Regions from separate parts of the Homo sapiens genome. Here regions 2 and 3 are each linked to region 1. A link is a loop called in an ENCODE intact Hi-C map of the cell type or tissue named here. Cell type or tissue: Caco-2. All regions are shown on one strand.

Region 1 (8,000 bases):
CAAGTTTGATAATAACAACATGACCTTGATATTAAACTGAAAAAAGGCATCTTCCAGTCTCTACTATTACCACCTCTCCCCAACTATTATAGCCATTCAAATCTCTAACCAGGCTGAATATTAAATAAAATGGTTTACCATCTGATGTTAAGGTATAAAGATAAGATTTTTTTTTTTCTGAATTAAAAAAAATAGTCCAAAGAAGAAGGAAGAAGAAAGGGGATATAATGAGAATGTAAGTATCCAAGAAATATTGACTGTTTTGATTTATGTAATGAAATTAAAAAGTCGAAAGCCAGTTTTAAAGCATTTCAAAGTAATATCACAGAAATTAATTTGAAGGATACATTTAATGTTTTGAATCATAACCTGTCAAGCCTGGCATGCATTTTAACTGAGTTTTAAAAAAAAGCATTCTGACGCTATTGTATGGACATTAGAGTTTTAAATACAACAGAACTACCTAAGAAATAATGATACAATAGAAATCAGTTTCCTGGCTGTAATAAAGTATTTCAGTTGAAATCATGATAAATGTTAAAGGAAATATTTTGATTATTTAAATAACAAAATTGGCTGTTTGTAAAACCTGGTTAAACCTGATAACTTCTAGAACAATATTTCTGATTTTAACTCCATTCTGCTTTCCTTAATTTTGTACAGACACACACATGCACATAAGTTTATTAAATTTTCACAAACTGAACACCCCTGTGCAACCAATACCTGGATCTAAAAAGAGAACATTTTCAACCCACCAAAAGCCCTCATTATGCCTTTTTATCTGTACCTGCCCTCCAAAGTAATTACTAATTATTATGCACTTAAATGATAAGGGCTGTAGAGATATGGATGGGGCACCAAGAGCTTCTGCTACAGTTTACTCCTTGCCCTAACCAGATCCCCGCTTGTCTGGTATTAAGTTTAATCTATCACTGTTTCTTCATGTGGCAGTTGGTCAGTGTTTCACTGAAAAAAACACAATAGAAGAGGTGGGACTATAGTCAGCACTGCTTCATTGATTCTGAAGCTGAAATTTATATTTAGTATTTCTCCACCTCTTTCTCCAATTTTACATTCCCTTCATTCTCAACCAGCCCTCTCACTGTTATGGGTTGCCTATCCAGTAGATAAATATAGAATTTAATCATTCAGAAGTCTGTGCCACTGGATAGCATATCCTTATAAGGCCATCCTTGCTATAATTACCCATTAACAGATATCACTCAACATGGTAACTTAAGAAAGAAAGAATAGCATGCCCTTGTAAGGCCATGCTTTCTATAATTACCCATTAACAGATATCACTCAACATGGTAACTGTCAGGCCTCTGAGTCTAAGCTAAGCCATCGTATCCCCTGTGACATGCACGTATACATCCAGATGGCCTGAAGCAACTGAAGATCCACAAAAGAAGTGAAAATAGCCTTAACTGATGACATTCCACCATTGTGATTTGTTCCTGCCCCACCCTAACTGATACGATATATTCTCCCCTGCCCTTAAGAAGGTACTTTGTAATATTTTCCCCACCCTTGAGAATGTACTTTGTACGCCTATCCCAAATCTATAAGAACTAATGATAATCCCACCACCCTTTGCTGACTCCTTTTTTGGACTCAGCCCACCTGCGCCCAGGTGAAATAAACAGCCTTGTTGCTCACACAAAGCCTGTTTGGTGGACTCTCTTCACATGGACGCGCATGACAGTAACACCAGGAGATTCCCCAAGGACTATCTTAAAGTTTAGACATAATTCTTCTTAACCCCATCAGGTAGTAGCATTCCTAGCTCTTGATGATAATCAAGTTCTATTATTCTTGCTAATATAGTAACTTTGTTTGTTTTGCTTGCTGGTCTTTTGGCAGGAGAAGCGTCAGATAATTAGGCAGCAGTCCAACAATTAGGTTTTGTGGAACTTTTACTATGTCATCTATTTATTGGAATTCCCCCTGGATACCAGGACCCCCTCCAGCAGAGCTTAAAGTTATAGTTACAGGAAGTACAAATTCCTTATGTGGATCCCTGGAAGTGTGATGAGAAGAACCACTGTTTCCAAGATCTATTTATTCTATTTATCAGGCCTATAAAATCATGTAATGGCCATGGCTTCAACTAGACTCCACATCTTGAATCACAGAACTCAACGAATGGCATCAACTACAAGCTGGTATTCTGCTATACATTTAAGAGGCCATTTTAATATTCTATTAGTCTAGCAGCTTCTAAGTGATGAGGGATATGGGGGGACTGGAGGATCCCGTGCTCACTTCCTTTTCTGTAAAAGGAGCTCTTTGATCCAAGGTGACATGGTATGGGATCCAATGACAATAAATCAGTTATTCTGTGAACCCTGATCAAAACTTGACTAAACTTTTGACAGTTAGGTTTTTTCCTGACCACAGACTCCTCACCTTTCTTTTCTTAGAAAATTTACATTGGAAAACAGATGTAAATTTTCTCCAGCCTCTTGCAAGGTTTACAGTCCAGGACTTTGAGGTCCTGGGAGTCATCCTTTTGAAATACAATCATCAAAGAAGATAGTGCTCCAATCTCCTAGTCTCTGTGGGAGGGTTGGAACCTAACTTCAGTAAACTAATCACCAATTAGCAAACACAGAGGGGCTGATCATACTGACCCACTTTCCCACTAAAATGTCTAGTACTTTCCACCAGCTCACCACAGTGCTTAAAAACTCTCCTGTCTTTTGTTTTACTAGAGTTGAGTCCAATCTCTTTCATCTATTGCAATAGTGTTGAATAAAGTCTTCCTTGCCTAACTTGTCATGTGTATTTTTTCTCTGACTGCCTTCAGAGAGTGTTATTGTCCAAGACACTGAAAAATAGAAACACAACCTTCATCTAGAAAATGCAAGAATCTCAGTAAAGATGAATCATTGTTCTGCCACCATGGAAGGCAGCTAGTTGTAGTCAATTAGCCAAAAAGTACCTGGTTGGTTTCCTTGAGGGGATGGCATGCGTATTAATCTGGATCCAGTCAGGACATAGAAATCATAGCAACAATTTAAACAAGAAAAATTAATGTAAGGTATTATTAACTACTAACAGGAGTGAAAGAGTGTTGTACATGTAAGACTGAGAGAGCAAGAACAAGGAAGGAATAAGAACTTAGAAGAGACACCATCCCCCAGCCTGAGAATCAGATCTTATTAGAAAGAGTGTTGCTACCCCAAAAATATGCAAAAGATCAGTGGGGAAGAAGTTTGCTGGAACATGTGGGCTTGGATTGTTGGGTAGAAAAGTCGTGTGGGGTGGTCAAAAAATTACTACAGAGTGTTTGCCACTAGGTCTCTGGCACACTAATTTCCTAGTAGCTACATCACAGGAAAACAAAAGTACACCAGTACCAAGGAGAGAAGCCCCTTCCTCTTACTATAACCTTTCAATGTCCTTCCATTGCCCCCTGTTGACAAAGCTTAACATTGCACCAGCTGGCAAAGGAGAAATGTTCACGGGATTAAGGGCCAGTATCACAGATCAGGTCAAAGAAAGGTGAACTAGGAGTTTACAGACAATAAATTAATAACCAGTGTCATATCAAGGGGTCAGTGTTGGTCTAAATTTCTGACTGGTCACACATTCAGTAGCAGCACTGGCCGCTTAGTGAGAAGGAGCCCATAGTGAAGGTCCCACTTGTGGCCTGACTTTCTCCAATGCTGGCAACTACAATTGTGGGATTATATGCAAGCACTGGAGTGGCTGAAGTCAAAGGGTGGCTAGCCACTGTTAGATGAGTCTTTCTAACCTAGTTGTCTGTGCTTTCTCTGTGATGAATGTTGGTGGGCACCGCCATGAGACACAAAAATCCTCACATTTTATTTACTTTCTCATAGTAAAATCTGCATACTTTTCTTCAAATGTCTGCTCTTCCAGTCTTACTCTGTACTGTTTTTTTTTTTCTTTTTGACTGAGTCTCATTCTCTCATAAGGCTGGAGTGCAGTGGTGCAATCTCAGTTCACAGCAACCTCTGCCTCCTGGGTTCAAGTGATTCTCCTACCTCAGCCTCCCAAGTAGCTGGGACTACGGGCATGTGCCACCACGCCCAGCTAATTTTTTTGTATTTTTAGTAGAGACGGGGTTTCACCATGTTGGCCAGGATGGTCCCGATCTCCTGACCTTGTGATCTGTCCACCTCGGCCTCCCAAAGTGCTGGGATTACAGGCATGAGCCACCGCACCCAGCTGGTTCTTGACGAAGAAACTAGGTCTTTCATCTCTGCCCCAAAATTTATTAATACCCTCAGTGCAAGCGTCTTCTTCTACGTCAAAGTGATAACCTAAAGCTTTGTTCAAAATTCTGTCCATTAGTAAGATTTTCCCTCAATGCTGTTTTCTGAAGCCATTTCTATTTTTGGCTGGTATCAATACATTGGTTTATAGTAACTAGCCTCTTCATAAATCTGGGCCAGATTTACGTCCACAGGCTGGACATAAGGAATTCCATATGAAGTCATAGCTGTGAGCTGAGGATGAGATACTGGAACAACAGAATTTGGTACTTGGAGTCTTGGTCACCTCTTTTTGTAACTTACTTGTCATCTCTGAATTCATGTCTCTGAATTCTGATTAGGCTGTAGGCCTAATTTTTGTCATTGCTATCATATGGTGGATTTATATTGTGCCTATACAACTTCATTATTTGATAGGTTGATAATTCCCAATTTATAATTAGTAGCACCAATAATATCCTTAATAGTCACTTGATATACTGGCACTGGACACTTAGTCCCTTTGAGGTTAAGCTATAAGTTAATAACCAAATACTTATCAGTCAACTTTTTTTTAAACTGTGATTATGAAGATAAGCTCCATAAAGAGAAAAGCTAAGTCTGTCTCATATACTAAGCCTAGTCATCATGAATATTAAAGTTAGGCACATAGTAGGTGTTCAGTAAATATTTGTTGAGTAAATACATCCTAGAGTAACTTCATGGAATTATTTGATGATGAGAGATTTAAATCAGTGCCATAAGTCAGCCGATAACAGGTAATACTTTTTCAATTAGACAATATAAGCATAGCTCAGAATTCAGGTTGTCCTATTTTGCAGCAGCATCAGGAGAAGAGGAGGAACAAGGAAATGAGGAAGAAGAGGAAAAGGAGGAAGAGGAAAAGGAGAAGATAGTATTTTTCGTATCTAAAACTAAGATTTCAACATGCCGTATTCACAGTGTTCAAAGGGTGATACCAGTCAGTGTGGGAGAAGGAGGAGTGTGCTTATTATTTTATCTAGATGTCACTGCTATTTTTTATGAATCAACTTGCTACTTTATTAGAATATGAAATATTTCTTTTGTCTTAAATTTATATATGCTGGTGCAAAACTTCTTGAGAATTATAAAATGGCTATGACCAACTGTAGAGTCATTTTCAGAATCTATAGCTTGCGATTCCAGAAATGAAATGCTATTAAACATTAGCAATTAAAGATGCAGTTGTCGTTACTGACCTAAATTCACCAGTTGTAGTGATACTAACATAAAGATTTACAACATTTTTATGAAACATTAATAATCTGTGACTATGTCAAGGTGGGGCTGGGAGATAAAAGGCAAATACCCTTTCCATTTCACTTATGAAGCTGCTTTACAAGGTTTCAATTAGATCTTTCTTTTTACCCCTGAGAGAAACTAACAAATCTATTGCATTAATTATGGTTTCAAGACAGGATCATGACAGCCAAAATTATAAAATTACAGTCATTGCAGTTGTGTAGGCTCTACTTCTCTCATTCTGTGTGCCTGTAGAGTTGGAATGTAACTTTACAACTGATATCTTAAGAGGCAGTGCAAATGCAGAACAAATATGCTGTGCAGAGCGAGAGAAAGAGAAGTGATAAAGCCAAAGAACATTGTCTGATTAATCAAACAAATCATTGAATGTGGCTTATAATATTTAAAATGCAAGACTTTAATCCATCGATTACCATTTGAAGTATATTCATGTTTTTAAAGAACAGAACACGATTATATTTCAATATATAATTTCTGTACAGCCAAAAAATAAAACACCACAGTAAAATAATGGGAGAAACATAATATTTAAAATGCTTGACAAAATGTTAACATCCTTAATCATAAATGAGCTCTTAGTAACAAAGAGATTAACTTTACAAGGGAAATGAAAAAGAAAAAGAGGAAAATGAAATAGCACAAATGACTTATAAGGTTATGTAAAGATGATATAGCCTAATGTTAATAGATAAAAGGCAATTTCATTATAAATTATATTATCAATGCTTACAAATATTGATACCTAATGTTTGTATGGCTGTAGGAAATGAGGAATTCTCAAATACTGGGAAAATTTACTCCTGTCATGAGAAATTTAGTCAAAATATAGATTTTGCATATTCTTTGCCCTGGCAGTTTCAATCCATAGGAATCATTCCAACAAAGTAGTTGGATGAATTTATATATATATATATATATATATAATATATATATTTTTATATAATATAATATATATTATATAAAAATATTTTTATATAATATAAAATTATATTTTATATAATATAAAATTATATATATATATACACATGAATGTTTACTACATAGAAAATGTGTAAGTGATATATCATCTGCCGAGTAACCACTTAAGTATCAACTGGTTTATAAAATAAGAGATTGGGAGGTGGAATTAGAAAGAAAAAAGGCACTTAAGTAAAAATACTAGATTTCACAACATTCTATGTCCTTTGAATTCTTAAAAAAGATCATGTTTTAATGAATCAGTTTTATGTTTACCCTGCGATAAGTAAAAATTATAAATATATGCATTTTATACTTAGGAAAGCACTGAGATGAAACCCTTTTAATTCCACCATCCTGTCTCCTTTGTTCAATAATGTATATTCATGCTTCTATCAAATTCAGTTTTAGTTTTTCATGTGTATGCATATATGCTTGTATACACACATGCATACATAGAGTGGGAAAGAGCTATCTCTGAATATATATTGTTGTATTTGTGTGTGTTTATATGTGTGTTTGCATATGAATGTTTGTATGTGTGTGTGCATGTAGGTGTAGCTAGAAAGAAAGAAATGGGAACTTTTAACTATGAGTCCACAGAACTGTCCCAAATCACAATACAGCTATTTGAAAATAGAAAGGATTGGCATGGTCATTTATTATTTCCCTTAACATTTTTTTAATCTAAAAACTAATTGAATGCCTCTTCTGAAAAATATATTATGCCAATAATATACCTTATGACTAAGGCAGTCAGCAGGGTAAATTTCCAGATTATTATTTAAAAAGCTATTGTCTGTAGAAAAGAAAAGCCATGCATAAAAATCTTATCTCTTTTGATATGGGTAGTATGTTAAAGAACACTGTCACAGCATTTCCTAAATCTAGAAAATAAAATTTGTTGGAAATATCCGTATTTTAGGATATTGTCTAAAAACATGATTAAAGTTTTAAAATGGAATGTATCAAGTGATCCAGAGCCACTTAGGTAACTAGCTAATGCCATAGATGAAAAGCACTTGCAGGCAGAGATAACTAGTTGTGAGCTGATTTTATATATTCAAAAGGAATGATTTTATTTTTGATGAAATAAAATTTAAAAAATAATGTGCAATCAATTAAAAATCATAATATGCAGGAGACAGACTTAGTAGTATTACATTTAATAATCAAGGCAATGCTTTCTGAAATACCTAACTTGTAGAATAAATCATATTTATAGCATGAATAAATTAGGAAATAGGTGACTGAAAGAGTAGGTTAATTAAAATTAGTGCATTTTCTGAACTGGAAAAGGAAATACCGTGGTGAGCTAGTCTATCAGAGTCTGGCAGTGATTTCAGCCAAAGTAATCAAAGCAGATGGGCATTCAGAAATGACCCCAAAAGACTTTATTTTTATGGTCATATACTGAGTCACAGAGCTTACCATATTATCTTTATTCAAAACATTATTATCACATGAATATTTGTGCAGACTAAATATAATTGCATAACTTCTTGAGAA
Region 2 (8,000 bases), 640 kb before region 1:
CTTTCAGAGGGACGTAATTTTAATAATTTAAGATCATTCAAATGTAGCAATTCACACTCCACATTAATTTGATAATTACTTTTGACAAGATTACAAATTTAATTATTTAAATACATGACTAGACTTTTGACATGTGTAAACTGTGGATATATTATTCATGCCTCAAGTCGTCTTCCTGTTTTCATCAGGGCTTCAAATAAACCAAAGCCTTAACACCACGTGGATTGCTTTCACTTCTAAATATATCTATGTGAAAACTTCACCGACCACAGCTAAACTAGGTGTTATCAGCTAATTGTACTGTCAATTTTAGATTAACAGATTCCAGGAGAAGGTGGGAAAGTCTAATAACCCATGGCTGAGAAATTTGTTTACATTTTTTCACCTTCTGAAGAATTAGTGAGCATTGTCTTCAGAGATGTTCCAAGTTGAAACAGCATGTATGTCCTAAATAGAATAACAACTTTTTAAACAAAGTGAGTTTACTTCAAAGAAATGTACCTTTGTGAAAAAATAAATGGAATTGTACAATTTTAAAGTTCACTAGCCACTAAAATTACTTGTCACTGTATAGAAGAGTCATTTAGACGTCTCACTCATTTGGTTCCATAAGATCTGATATGAAAATACATCGCCAACTCTTGTTTGAATTCGAACAAATGGGTATTTATTTACTACACTACCAGCCACAGAATTTGATGACCCTAGTGTTACGGGAAGTAGAATTTCTAAAGTTTTCCTTGGAAAACTCTTTCTTGGTCTAATTTTTGCAGACACATACATTTCTTGGAAGTTTTCTGGCCGCTTCCTCTAATAAAGTGATAACTGCTATAATCTCTCTATCTCTATAGCCTCGTGGCATCTAATATCTGTTAACTCTTGTTGTTGAATAGTCTACAAATTCAGATGTTTTCTCCACAGAACTCCTATGTCCTGCCACAAGTCTCCCTTCCTCCATTGATTTTTGTGTTCATGGTAAAGGGGAATCTCCTGACTAGAAGTGTAAAATTAGCCAATTGTTAGAAGTAATGAAAATAAGTAGAATAGATTCCTTGTCCAATGTTGACTGGGAACCTAATGATGCTTTTGAAAGCCTGCAGGAAATAAGGGATAAGCTCTTGGCCAACAGACCTTGGAAGGGAGAAATAACTTCCATTGGCAGTTGGAACAGATGGTATCTTTATATATATATATATATATATTTTTTTTTATTATACTTTAAGTTCTAGGGTACACGTGGGCAACGTGCAGGTTTGTTACATAGGTATACATGTGCCTTGTTGGTGTGCTGCATCCATTAACTTGTCATTTACATTAGGTATATCTCCTAATGCTATCCCTCCCCCTCCCCCCACCCCATGAGAGGCCCCAGTGTGATGTTCCCCTTTCTGTGTCCAAGTGTTCTCATTGTTCAATTCCCACCTATAAGTGAGAACATGCGGTGTTTGGTTTTTTGTCCTTGCAATGGTTTGCTGAGAATGATGGTTTCCAGCTTCATCCATGTCCCTACAAAGGACATGAACTCATCCTTTTTTATGGCTGCATAGTATTCCATGGTGTATATGTGCCACATTTTCTTAATCCAGTTTATCATTGTTGGACATTTGGGTTGGTTCCAAGTCTTTGCTATTGTGAGTAGTGCTGCAATGATGGCATCTTAAGCATGACAGATTTCCCACCATTCCAACTAGGATCAATACTCAGTAGCATGAAATAAATTGGCTAGCAGTTGAGTGAGAATTCTGCCTATTAGTTTGATTTAGGTATTGGTTGATTTGCATAGTTTTGCCATGATACTTTGTTTCAGTTCATTACTTGTGAGTGGATTCAATAGCAACCATCCCAAGGATTGTGTGAGGACCAGCTCATTGACATGAAGTTGAAACTGGAAAGATTTGAAAAGAAAGAGCAAGTGAATTGAAGGGGCTAAACTACATCTCTATGTTGGCTTTCTTCCTCTGTGGATATTCAGATAAAGCAATTTCATAGGCAGCACTTTTCTGAAACAGAGAGTAAGTGAAGGAAATTGGCAATGTATATGGAAAAGAGACCAATATTTATCATGAGTTTACTTTATACCTAGTGTTTTTCAACTGGAATTCTTTTAATTCTTACTGCAGATCACACAGTAGGTGACAAAACCTGGCTTCAAATCCATGTTTGAATCTGAAAGCCATTCTTTTTATCTTTCAATTACATCGTGGATGGTCAGTCTTCCATTAGCCTTTAGCTCTTTTCTTCCTCAAAACATTATGCCTGAGCCCATTCTTAAAGGTTTTTCTCCTCAGGAAATTCTTGTGTTCTCAACCTGGAATACTGGTATATTATATTCATTGAATATAAGAGTTAATTGCATTTTAACTAAAAACCCAATAACAATGCAAAGAGATAAATTTCTAATGATGAATTATGAGATAATTTATTTACCTACTCATGCAACAATGAGCTATTCACCAAGCATCTATTATATGCCAAGTACACTGCTAAGTACTGAGAAAACAATAGTGAACAAAAAAATGACAGTTCTTGTTTCAAAGAGCATAGAGCTTCATAGGAACAAAGACACTGATCAAAGAACACATAAATTTATATTAAATTATGATTGCTAAGACTGATACAAAAAAAGTTAAAGGATGCTTATAATATTAGAGACTTGGGTTGCAGGTTGGGTTCCCTGGAAGCAGACTTCTAAGATGAAAATTAATGCCTAGGATGTTTATCAGGGAGTATTGTTGAGATCCACACTAGTAGGAGGAAGAAGAAGAAACAACTGGGCTAAGGTGGAAGTTGGGTTGTGATGCAGGCTCCATGAAGGCCTCAGCTGACCTACTGGGAACCATGATACTTAGATGAGCCTTTAGAGTTGCCTCAAGTTGGAATGAGGGTCCAGGTCTTTATATTCCACATCAGTTAGTCATTGGACTTCTGCTGGTTCAGAAGGGCAGTATTTTGATGACAGGGTAGAATGTATGGAAGTGGACACAACTCTTTCCTAAACATTTGGCTTAGGTAGGGAGGAGAAAGATAGAGAATGGCCGCTAGAGGGCAGTGTAGACCACAGTGAACTTTTATTTTCAATAGAAGTATTTGAGGCATGGTTGTATTGAAGAAGAGAGGCTGCATGGAATATTACTGGGGGAGATGCTTCTAGGTAGGCATTTTAAACATATCTCACCATAAAACAATCTTTGTGTATATCCCACTTTGTTCTTGACCTGGGTATAAATAAGTATGGTACACATAGACTTAAAACTTTACACTCTTAAATATTGTACTTCCTACCTTTTTCAAGATATTTACTGGTAGACCTACCTCAGTAAAGGAGGAAGATGAAGGTTAAACATGGTAGCATGAGTCATAGTCTGTATATGGGATAAAAGAGAAATGTATTTGGCATAGAATATTGGGAACAATCATTTTAGGATGTCGAATCGTTCTTCACAATCATACCAGAAGATGTGACTATTGATTAATCCAGAAATATAATTTTGTGCCTTTGCTGTAAGTATTAGAAATTTATCTGGTATAATTTGAACCAGCAGGTATGACTAGTCCCAAAAAGAGGAGGTCTCAAGATGCAACAGCTACTGGGTATGGTGATAGGAAATTACATCAGATATTAAGACTCAGGGTTAAGCTTATCAGTAATCTGGATGTATTTGGAATTGAAAGTAGGGAAATATGAATTTTAAACTTTATGACACTAATATTCTAAACATGTCGCTGTACCATTTAATTATAAGGTGCATTAGTCAGAATTCTCTAAAGAGACAGAACCAATAGGACAGGTAAATATATGAAGGGGAGTTTATTAGGAGATTTGACTCACACGATCACAAGGTGAAGTCCCACAACAGGCTGCCTGCAAGTTGAGGGGACAGGAAGCCAGTCCGAGTCCCAAAACCTCAAAAGTAGGGAAGCTGATAGTGCAGCCTTCAGTCTGTGGCTGAAGGCCCAAGAGCCCTTGGCAAATCACTGGTGTAAGTCCAAGAGTCCAAAAGCTGAAGAATTTGGAGTTTGATGTTTGAGGGCAGGAAGCATCCAGCATGGGAGAAAAATGGAGGCCAGAAGACTTAGCCAGTCTTGTCCTTCCACGTTCCTCTGCCTGCTTTCATCCTAGCTGTGCTGGCAGCTGATTAGATGGTGCCCACTCAGATTCAGAGTGGGTTTGCCTCTCCTAGTCCACTGACTCAAATGTTAATCTACTTTGGCAACACCCTCACAGACACCCAGGAACAATACTTTGCATCCTTCAATCAAGTTGACACTCAATATTAACCATCACAGGAGGAATTTGACTGTATCCACTTTCTCTCTGGGTATTCTGTTGTTTTCACCAAAACATTCATGGAGAAGGGCCATAGTATGTTTATTCATTCAACAATTTTTTTTTTTTCAATGTGTATTGTGAGATTGGCGCTGTGCTAGTAGCAGAACATAGGTTAGTAGGGGACAAAAGGATATAGAACTGTCTTGTGTGGGAATACAGACAATGGCATATAAAAGTATCAAGCTGTACTGATTGCTACACATGCTTTAAAGTGAATTAAGTGCCATGGTAGAGAATAATAGAGCAGGAATGACATGGTAGGTGAAGGAACCCACTTTAGACACAGTGGTCAGAAAAGATTTTTCCAAGCAGTTGACTCTTATGCTAAGACCTCAGGGTGAGATTGAGCCAGCTACAGGAAGTGGAAAAAGCATCCCACGGAGAGGGAACTGCATGCATGAAGACCCACAGGCAGGAGAGGCCTCGGAGGTAAAAGGAACTGAAGATGTCCAGGAAGACTTAAAAGATTGCAGAGTAAAGAAGGAGTCACATCACAAGAATCCACTGGGAGCCACATATCAGAAGCAGAAATTTTATTTTCAGTGCAATGGGAAGCCATCACAGGGTTTAAGAAGAAGGACCTCATGATCTGATCCACACATTAAAATGATCTTTCTGGCTGATTCGTGGAGAATAATTGTGGTAGCAGAAAGAATAGAAGCAATAGTCTATGTAAGAAATGATGATGGTATGGGAAGAGAAATGATTGGATTGAGTTATAGTTTGGAGGAAAAAAGTGGCAGAAAATATTAATCAATTGAGTGCGGGATGTTAATGGAGAGAAATAAATCCTGAATGACTCCCAGATTTCTAGATTGAGCACTTGGATGAACTACAACACAATTTACCGGAAAGGAAAAAACTTAGGAGAAAAAGATTCGAGGAGAGATGGACTACTAAGTATTCAACTGTGGGCACGTTATGCTTCAGATACCTATAAGCCATCAAAGTGGATATTTCAGGTAGGTAATGGGACATGTGTATGTTTAAAGATGAGAACAATGATCTGTGTGAGAAATAAATTTTGGAGTTGATGACACTTAAATGATATATAGTCAGAGTAAAGCATAAGATCATTTAGAAAAGAAAATGACCAGGGGAAAAAATGAAAATCCATCACAGAGCTCTGAGGAACTCCAAAATTTAGATTTCAGGTGGATGAAATAGAGATCTTGGTGCTGAAGTGAGAATTATCCTGGTATGACAACATGATATCTGGTTACATTTTCAAAATGACAGGAATGCAAAATAACAGTTTCCATTTATGAAGCACTTACTGTGGCAGCCGCTCCTCCAAGTGCTCTGCCTACATTGACATATTTTATCCTCACTACAATCTTATGTAGCAGGTACTACTGCTATCACCCTCATTATAGAGATGAGGAACCCAAAACCTAGAAAGAATAATTGCTATAGTCTGAATGTTTGCGTCCCTCCCTTGCATATTCTTGTGTTGAAATCCTAAAGCCCACGACAATAGTATTAGGCCATAGGGGATTTGGGAGGTGATTAGGGTCATGAGGCAAAGCCTTCATGAATGGGATTAGTGCCTTTATAAAGAGAACCAACAGAGACCTCTCACCCACTTCCAGCATGTGAGGAAACAGCAAGAGGGCACTATCTATGAACAAGGAAGGGGCCCCTTACCAGACTCTGAATTTACTTGTACCTTGATCTTGAACTTCCCAGTCTGCAGAATTGAGAGAAATAAGTTTCTGTTGTTTATATGCCATGCAGTTTATAAGATTTTGTTGTAGTAACCTGAACAGGCTGAGACAATGACTAACTTGCTTAAGGTTACAAATGGAGTCAAGATTTGGATGCAAGCAGCCAGGCTCTAGAGTCTGCTCATAATTATGTAACTATTTTGCCTCATAAAATGCTCTTTACACATTGTATAGTATATTATCCCAGGTAGCATAGGTTTTGAAACCAGGCTAAATCTAAGGATGCGCATAACTAGTAGCATCTTGGCATGGTTTGCTTTAAACAATTAGATAATTCACCGTAAGGGGAAAGAAAGCCAGAGTGCACAAGTATTAACCAAGGATAAAGTCTCATAATAGCATCTGTTTCTTGATAATTCTCTGACAAGTACAATGAATTCTGGTCCTAGTGATAGAAAGCTGCAAGCAAAAATGGGTTAGTGTTTCCATGCTCTCTCTCAGACAGTGGGAGCACGAGGCAAACTCTGCAACCAAGTGTAACACGGAAGTAGGTGTCTGTTCCTTCATTTCAGCTGAATCCACAGAGTGGTTTCTGGGTCTGGAGGGCTCAGGCATAGTGGCTGGGGCTTTCAGCCCTTGGATTCTTTGGGAATTTAGTGGTAGCAGATCAAGGAGACAGCGGCTTTGGTTATGGCAGCGTGTGTTCTACAGCAGCTTCATGGACTCTGTGTGAGCTTCGTATCATGTGGGAGAAACTTTATTGTGGATTTTCAGGTATCAGAAAGTTTAGAAGACATTCTGGGAGACAGAATAAGGGATAGAAAAAATAATATAAACCATGTGTGTCAGCTACTAAGTTATTTTTTCTTGGCTCCACATTCACCCTTGTAAATTCACCTCGAGTTGCTGGAGAGCAACTCTGAAACCATGTCTGCTTCCAGCTGGGTCCATGTTAGGCTCTGCCAACAGGAGATACCAGAGGGAGACTTCAGAGCTGTAGGAGAAAAGAGATTTTCTCGTTCATCTTTGCTTCCTGTGAACTTCCTGTCTGCTTGCTGTTCTTGGGGGTGTCACTTCAGCCTTACTTTTTTTTGCCCCAGCTACAGCAGCACCTTCCTATAGAAGCAGCTGAACCCAGATTGAAGTTTCCAGCACCTGAAGAAAAAGCTTCTTTGTCTTGTTCTTAAAAATCTGGGTCTAAGTTCTATGGTGCCCTCCTCCAAGCTCAGAGACACCAGCAGGCCAGCAGTCTTTCCTCAAATGGCTGAGTTTCAGCTTCACAGGATCCCTTGTAGGTTTTAATACTTCCAATCTCTTCCTTTTGTTCCCTGGCTTTTGGAGTGATAGCTGCCTCTTGCAGGTACTATTCTCATTATACTTTAGAGATCTCTTTTTATTCTTTGATTTTTCTAGTTATCAACTACTTATCTAGTTAAGGCATCTTTGTATTAAATTTTCCCTGTTCAAATAACTGATGTGGTTTCTGTCTCTTGCCTGGGCCCTGATGGATACATCATGTGTGTTGATGAGAATGCATTAAACCCACGGACAGGAAGGATACTGCCAGAAATGGTTGTGAAAAGAATTTACCTGCCATCTGGTCCTCTCCATAACATGACTATTTGCTTTCCTAAGGCTGTCAGGAGAATCTCTGTGGGTTCAAAGCTCTTTCTTCCAGAAGGGTCCAGTCCCTTTTATGGGATCACCTGGTTAGGTCAGGTTTACCTAGGATAATCTCCCTTTTGATTAACTCAATGTTGATTTACTTGGCACTTTACTTAAATCTGCAAAATCCCTTCAGCTTTGTCAGCTAATTTAACCTAATCATGGGAGTAAGATCCCTCATATTCACGGACCTACTCATATTCAGGGAGAGAAGATTATACAGAGCATGTGCAATGGGGGTGGGAATCTTGAGATCTACCTTACGATTCTGCCTACCAGAAAGACGGTAATTACCTACCAAGGTGAGTTGGCTTCAACCTCCTGAATCCTGAACATAC
Region 3 (8,000 bases), 170 kb before region 1:
CAAATGTATCTGTAAACAATGCATTTTCTCACAACACTGATTCTCAAAATTGATGGTAATGAGAATCATTTAGTGAGTGGTAATAGTAGTGGAAGAGACAGTAACTTTTAGAATGTGGATTTCCAGACCCATCCCTCTAAATCCTGGGTCCTCAATGAGGGGCGATTTTTCCTTGCGGGAACAATTGGCAGTGTCTGGAGATATTTTTTCTTGTCACTACAGGTGTGTGCGTGTGTATGTCTCTGTGTGTGTGTTTGTATTCCTGGCATCTAGTGAGTAGAGGCCAGGGATTCTGCTAAATATCCTACGAAGCACAGGATAGCCCCTAGGAATTTTCCAGTCCTAAATGTAAAAAGGGCCATGGTCGAGAAACTCTGCTCTAGATTCTAATTTGGTAGGTAAAGTGGGACATTAGATTTTGCATTTTTAACATGTACTCTGAATGATCTGATACAGATGATTCATGGACTCTCAAAATACCATCATCTTCTTTGAATAATTAATTTATTTCTCTGTGGTTCAATCTCATGAGAACATTATTAGGTACACAGAACATTCGATTAAAACATCTAGTATTTTGCACCAATATGCATGATTCTTGTTGATATAAAATAGTTAAAATGAACTTCATGGAGCACCGTCATGACTTATTATTACCAGCGGGAAGCAAGCCAGGGTTAACACCCTCCCTGTCTAGTCAAGTCTTACAGGCTTGTCAGCACCATTGTCAAGGTCTATGCCTACACAATTACCGCATGCAGTCTGCTTTACTGTCCCACAAAAGAAAAGCACTATAGCAGATAACTGCTTCCAGGATCCCTGCTGTCAGAGAAAATAAACAAGTTATAACTTCTCCATGGTCCTGCTACCGAGCATTTTCAATGGTGCCGATTGTGGCTTCATTTGGGCGTTAACATGTTGTTTCTCTCCAGCAAATGGTCCAGCTAACTTTTGACCTTATCTTAGGTCATGTCATATTGATTTCTGACTGAAGTCACTGTTGGAAGATAAGCCTTTACCCTCCCCCACTACACAACTTAATACTACTCTCAATACGCTAATAACATCTAAATAATTTTTGGTGGGCGAGTGAAGTAACATTTCGTATTTTGTGCAATGCATAGCGTCAGCCATTGAAGAGGACATCTTTAGCAGGGTACCCAGCAGGCTGTTAGTCTCCTTGCTCCTGCAATACCATAATCTCAACCGTACCCCCTCTACTTGTTGCTTTACCTACCATTTACAACCACAGCTTCCTTCACTGACCCAAGCTAGGAACCTCTATGCCTCCTTCTTCTACTTACCTGATTTAATTACCTTATATAGTTGTTTCTATTTTTATCATATGGCCCATATCCATTCCCTATTCACCATCTCTGTTTCTGTTTAACCCTTGAAAACCTGTTCCAATATTATAGCTGCTCTCTGTTTAGTCTCCCTTCTACTTTTATCTCTCAACTACCTTTCAATCTACCTTCTGATCTATTTCTGTTTTTCTTTTGGAAATAACTGTTATTATGCAATCCAGTACATATAATTCATAAATGACCACTTACTGTCTATGGAAAAAATGCAAAATCTTCAGATTAACAATAAAGACTCTTCATAACTTGGGCTCTACCTCCTCCTGCTACATCATAAATTGCTTCTCTAGTATTGTAACAAAATTGTACAACTTAATAAGACGTACTCTTTCACATCTCTGCTTTTTCCTGTTTTTGTTTTTTTTTTTGTTTGTTTGTTTGTTTGGCATGGAGTGTACTCTTTTCTCTGATCCTTTATTAGAGAAACTCTTATTTTTACTGAGAGATAAATCTCAAATTAGAAAACATCTAAAAAGTGTTCTTTAATCTCCCTGGACCAGATATAACAGGTGAGTTTCCCTAGGAAGCACACTCTAACACAGAGACTTGCATGTAGGAAGTTTATTGGGGATGTGTCCTTAGAATCGATACTTGTGTAGGTGGAAGGGCAGAAAGGAAACAGTACTGTCCAGAGAGAAGTTGAATTATGATGCAGTCACAACAAAGGGCTCAGCCATTTCTATGAGAAGCTCTGGAGCTAGCATGACCCTTCAGGGTTTTTCTGAATTGGGACAAGGGGACTGGGCCTTTATGCCTCAATACTGAGAAGTGACTGTATGTGGACTGTGCCAGGAAGAAATGTGACATGGGCAAGCCCCAGGGCAAGTTTTAGAGAGGGACTCAGCTGGGAGCTGTAGATAACTCATATTTTATCAGCTGAGGGAATAAGTCCCTTCAGTCCTTAAAGCAGAGACTGGGAGGACCTGAAAGCAGAATGCCATAGCATCCACCATACCAGAGGTACCCATGCCTCCTGCTCAGACCTTTATTATAGAACTTGGCAGTTTGCACAATGGCTACTTGTTCCCATTTCCTGTTCACCACACTAGGCTGTTTTTGAATGAGTGAGTTTGGGAGTTGGGCTTATGGATCAGGAGAAGGTGTGGTATGCATCCCAATGCAGTAAAAGTAGCTTGTGCTAGCCCTACCTTCATTCAGTATAAAAATGTAACTACTTCTATATAACCGATGGATAGCATTGATCTACATATTTGATTACTAGTTTTAAATAAGATTGGCTTCTGTTTCCCAATAATTAAAAATGTGATTAAAACTCCACAAAGCTTTCAATAGGTGATATTTATGTTTCTCCTTAATAAAAGAATTAGCTTTTTAATAACATTAGTAGAATACTAGTGTGCACTTATGAGAAAGAGACACTTTGTCATACAAAAATTTGGGCAAAAGAATGGAAAATAATATTAGATGCCTTTAGTGCCTCGAAACATACTTAGATTCCCTCTTGCTTCTATAAGAAAACATTATTACACGATCAAAGACATATATTGAAAGAAAAAAGCTGTGGCTTTTGAATGCAGCTCATTTAGTTCTGTTCATTAGATGCTAAAGTATAATTAGTTCATTATTATGAATGAAACTGTTCAGGAAATGTAACAGAGTTTTCATAGAAATATATTTAGCATAGCATGCAATTAGTAATTTACGGTTTATACTATTCATCATCAGTCAGTTGATGTCAACATTAAAATTTCATCTTGAACACTGCCTGGCTTCTCTTTGTTTAACTTTAAACTTGAAAGTTAAATTTTAGATGTTTTATTCCTAATTATTAAGTTTTAAGCAAATGATTATATAACTATGAGGTACCAAAGTATTTATGGCCTGAAGCTCAGAAATAATTTGACAAACCAAGGGACACCTGGAGCTACCAGAAACTGGAAGAAGCAAGGAAGGATTCTCCCCAGAACCTTCAAAGAGATACCGTGACACCTTAATTTTGGACTTCTGGCTTCCAGAACTGTAAGAGAATAAATTTGTTAAGTCCTAGGAAATGAATACAGATTTCTATGCCCTCCTAAATGATTGTTTTTAAATAATTAATCAATACTTATTTATACAACTTCCCTCTGTGATATTTGAGGGTTTGGGGGCTTAGAGATCAACCAGCTCTATGTTAACAAGTTTTGGGGCTGCTAGATCCCAGAAAGCCAGCGTACACTTGCTGGGCTCGCTGTAGCACCCAGGGAAACTGAAGCAGCCTGGCACAGGTTTTTACATTGGATGAAACAGAATTCAGGTTTGTAGTGAGTTCTTACAATTTTATGTTGCCTCAGCATCCATTTTAAATATAGATTGGATTTTCTCATATCAGAACTGGGGCTTAGTCACCCTTCAGTTTCCAGTTCTCCACCTTCTCCCAGTTCCTAAAGGTGGTCGACCCAGATATCTGCCTTATAAAACTGCCTCCTGGTGACCATCTCCCTATGGGACAGCTAGATACAACCTATACGACTTGCCCCATTGACCCCCACACGCTGCATGGACTGAGCAGATAGGCTGCAGTGACCACCCCTCAGTTACAGCGTGACTCCATGGAGCTCCTGTCTGCTTGCTCTAAATCTACCAATTAGAACTCTCCAAAGGAAACCTTTGTGGGTGACACCCTGGATCCCAATAAAGCCTCTGGCCCATAGGTCTCTCGCTTTCTTTCTCTTGCTCTCCACCTTCTGGTTGGGCTCACATGTCCAGAGCAGCTTCCCTTTCCCATAGGCTCTACGAGGTCTGCTGCCCTCTTCTGTCTGTGATTTGTAAGCAATACTGTTTCTGTTACTTCATGTGTTTTGCTGTGCTGCCTCTTCTGTGTCTCACCTGACCCGCACTCCCAAACTTAACTCTCCTCCTGGTCAGGGCTCCCCTAGAGGGTGGCTACCTTGGTAGGAATAAACTGGACATAGGTCAAAAAATAGCTGTAAAGGTGTCTGCCAGGATGAAAAAGTTTTCTGTGCAAGGCATACCTGGTCATGGATGAGACACTTATGCATTAGGCCATCCACCAGAAAGAAAAAGTGTCCCATGAAAGACACGTTGTGAATATCCATGATCACATCCCCTGGAGCCCCATCAGGGCAGGGCTATAATTATACCCACTTTCAAAAGAGACCTCAAGACCAAATCACAGGAAGTATACAAGGCTGTTTGTAAATCTCATCCACAAACTGGGACCCCACATTTTTCTCCTTCAAAACAAAGTTCTCCACACTTTGATTAAGAATACTTAGCTCTGCCGGGTGCCATGGCTCATGCCTGTAATCCCAGCACTTTGGGAGGCTGAGGCAGGCGGATCGCGAGGTCAGGAGATCAAGACCATCCTGGGTAACACAGTGAAACCCCGTCTCTACTAAAAATACAAAAAATTAGCCGGGTGTGGTGGTGGGCACCTGTAGTCCCAGTTACTCGGGAGGCTGAGGCAGGAGAATGGTGTGAACATGGGAGGCGGAGCTTGCAGTGAGCCGAGATGGCGCTACTGCACTCCAGCCTGGGTGACAGAGCGAGACTCCGTCTCAAAAAAAAAAAAAAAAAAAAAAAAGCTCAAGTGTTTTATTTTAGAGGTGAAGAAATTAAAACTCTTAAGCTGTAAATATGTATCCACAGTAACACCACGGTTAATTTTGGGCCCATGTATTCGGGTTCTTACTACTTTCTACACCCCATTGGCCCATTGGTTAGGAGGACAATTAAGTCTGATACTGAAACATAAACATTGGTAGCTCAATCAAGTATAATCACTTATATTTGGAAAACAATATTTGTAAATGTGTATTTACATTTATCTTTACACGTTTTCTACTTTCAAACTTTATGATGTTAACTGCGACACTATGAAGATTAACAAAACACGTAGATTACCCTTTACACACTCTACATTTTTGCTACAATCATGATATTTAATCATTATAATAACTTCAGATAAAGTCATTTTCCCAAAGTAAATGGCAGGGCTGGAACTCAAACATTTACTTTCTAGCTCCCAGCCCATTTTTTTCCCTACTGGAATAGCAGCAAAATGTAGTACAAGTAGGGTGACCATGTAATTAATTGTTAAAAGCTGGGTCATTTTAAGAGTGAAGGAAGCATTATTTATAAATACACTGGGACAAGTGGTGTAAACCAGGACTATGCTGATGAAACAGAATATAAAAAATAAGAAGTCTGGGAGATTACTTCGTTTCTTTTAAGCTGAATTTTGAACATTACAAAATTGTAATTTTGTAATTACATTGAACCCGCCAACGTCCTAGTATGTAATGCAGTTCTGATTAAGAAAAAGGCATCTCTTTAAGTTATGCACTGGAGCATTCACTCTCAACACTGTGGTGGAAGCAACAATGCATGCCAAGATAGAGCGTACTACAAATATTTGTAAGAATACCTTGAGTGCTCCTTGAGAAATCAGACTTAATGGGAGATACCCATAATTTTTTTTAGGTTAACTCAAGATGTGGTCCTCTCAGTAGCTATGCATTTTGTAAAGTTCTTGCTCTCTTCTTCCAGCACAGTTGGGCTGATTTTCCTTTGTGATTCTTAAATCCTTCATGCATACCTTTTTAGAGTACTGAATTTATTATACTGTATTTTTTTAAAAAAATTATTATGTTTTGCTGTGCAGAAGCTCTTTAGTTTAATTAGATCCCATTTGTCAATTTTGTCTTTTGTTGCCATTGCTTTTGGTGTTTTGGACATGAAGTCCTTGCCCACGCCTATGTCCTGAATGGTAATGCCTAGGTTTTCTTCTAGGGTTTTTATGGTTTTAGGTTTAACGTTTAAATCTTTAATCCATCTTGAATTGATTTTTGTATAAGGTGTAAGGAAGGGATCCAGTTTCAGCTTTCTACATATGGCTAGCCAGTTTTCCCAGCACCATTTATTAAATAGGGAATCCTTTCCCCATTGCTTGTTTTTCTCAGGTTTGTCAAAGATCAGATAGTTGTAGATATGCGGCATTATTTCTGAGGGCTCTGTTCTGTTCCATTGATCTATATCTCTGTTTTTGTACCAGTACCATGCTGTTTTGGTTACTGTAGCCTTGTAGTATAGTTTGAAGTCAGGTAGTGTGATGCCTCCAGCTTTGTTCTTTTGGCTTAGGATTGACTTGGCAATGCGGGCTCTTTTTTGGTTCCATATGAACTTTAAAGTAGTTTTTTCCAATTCTGTGAAGAAAGTCATTGGTAGCTTGATGGGGATGGCATTGAATCTGTAAATTACCTTGGGCAGTATGGCCATTTTCACGATATTGATTCTTCCTACCCATGAGCATGGAATGTTCTTCCATTTATTTGTCTCCTCTTTTATTTCCTTGAGCAGTGGTTTGTAGTTCTCCTTGAAGAGGTCCTTCACATCCCTTGTAAGTTGGATTCCTAGGTATTTTATTCTCTTTGAAGCAATTGTGAATGGGAGTTCACCCATGATTTGGCTCTCTGTTTGTCTGTTGTTGGTGTATAAGAATGCTTGTGATTTTTGTACATTGATTTTGTATCCTGAGACTTTGCTGAAGTTGCTTATCAGCTTAAGGAGATTTTGGGCTGAGACGATGGGGTTTTCTAGATAAACAATCATGTCATCTGCAAACAGGGACAATTTGACTTCCTCTTTTCCTAATTGAATACCCTTTATTTCCTTCTCCTGCCTGATTGCCCTGGCCAGAACTTCCAACACTATGTTGAATAGGAGCGGTGAGAGAGGGCATCCCTGTCTTGTGCCGGTTTTCAAAGGGAATGCTTCCAGTTTTTGCCCATTCAGTATGATATTGGCTGTGGGTTTGTCATAGATAGCTCTTATTATTTTGAAATACATCCCATCAATACCTAATTTATTGAGAGTTTTTAGCATGAAGGGTTGTTGAATTTTGTCAAAGGCTTTTTCTGCATCTATTGAGATAATCATGTGGTTTTTGTCTTTGGCTCTGTTTATATGCTGGATTACATTTATTGATTTGCGTATATTGAACCAGCCTTGCATCCCAGGGATGAAGCCCACTTGATCATGGTGGATAAGCTTTTTGATGTGCTGCTGGATTCGGTTTGCCAGTATTTTATTGAGGATTTTTGCATCAATGTTCATCAAGGATATTGGTCTAAAATTCTCTTTTTTGGTTGTGTCTCTGCCCGGCTTTGGTATCAGAATGATGCTGGCCTCATAAAATGAGTTAGGGAGGATTCCCTCTTTTTCTATTGATTGGAATAGTTTCAGAAGGAATGGTACCAGTTCCTCCTTGTACCTCTGGTAGAATTCGGCTGTGAATCCATCTGGTCCTGGACTCTTTTTGGTTGGTAAACTATTGATTATTGCCACAATTTCAGAGCCTGTTATTGGTCGATTCAGAGATTCAACTTCTTCCTGGTTTAGTCTTGGGAGAGTGTATGTGTCGAGGAATGTATCCATTTCTTCTAGATTTTCTAGTTTATTTGCGTAGAGGTGTTTGTAGTATTCTCTGATGGTAGTTTGTATTTCTGTGGGATCGGTGGTGATATCCCCTTTATCATTTTTTATTGTGTCTATTTGATTCTTCTCTCTTTTTTTCTTTATTAGTCTTGCTAGCAGTCTATCAATTTTGTTGATCCTTTCAAAAAACCAGCTCCTGGATTCATTGATTTTTTGAAGGGTTTTTTGTGTCTCTAT

The links. Hi-C counts contacts between places; a loop is a spot of excess contacts. Peaks named below come from ENCODE experiments on the same cell type or tissue, not always from the same donor. Only the 100,000 strongest peaks of a DNase experiment are listed, where the experiment ranks them.
Region 2: a loop joins it to region 1, with 23 times the contacts of the local background. A loop is called at or near these places in 6 of 110 quality-filtered maps.
Region 3: it touches region 1 in a loop (5-fold over the local background); 2 of 110 quality-filtered maps call a loop at or near these places.

Annotation. Positions count from the first base shown.
Region 1 is chr2:34,735,452-34,743,451 of GRCh38, forward strand. LOC105374458 (a long non-coding RNA gene) reads right to left here and starts at 2,016. Exons shown (of 6, transcript XR_007086277.1): 1 at 1,666-2,016. LOC124907752 (a long non-coding RNA gene) reads left to right here. Exons shown (of 2, transcript XR_007086279.1): 2 at 1,870-2,780. In Caco-2, a CTCF peak has its summit at 3,425 (motif pointing left); no DNase peak of the experiment used is centred here.
Region 2 is chr2:34,093,730-34,101,729 of GRCh38, forward strand. All of the region lies in intron 4 of LINC01317 (long intergenic non-protein coding RNA 1317), which reads left to right. Among named protein-coding and RNA genes, the nearest start is that of LINC01318, 31 kb to the left of the region's middle. In Caco-2, a CTCF peak has its summit at 3,057 (motif pointing right); no DNase peak of the experiment used is centred here.
Region 3 is chr2:34,566,580-34,574,579 of GRCh38, forward strand. No RefSeq gene overlaps it. Among named protein-coding and RNA genes, the nearest start is that of LINC01320, 110 kb to the right of the region's middle. In Caco-2, a CTCF peak has its summit at 4,113 (motif pointing left); a DNase peak (open chromatin) is centred at 4,082.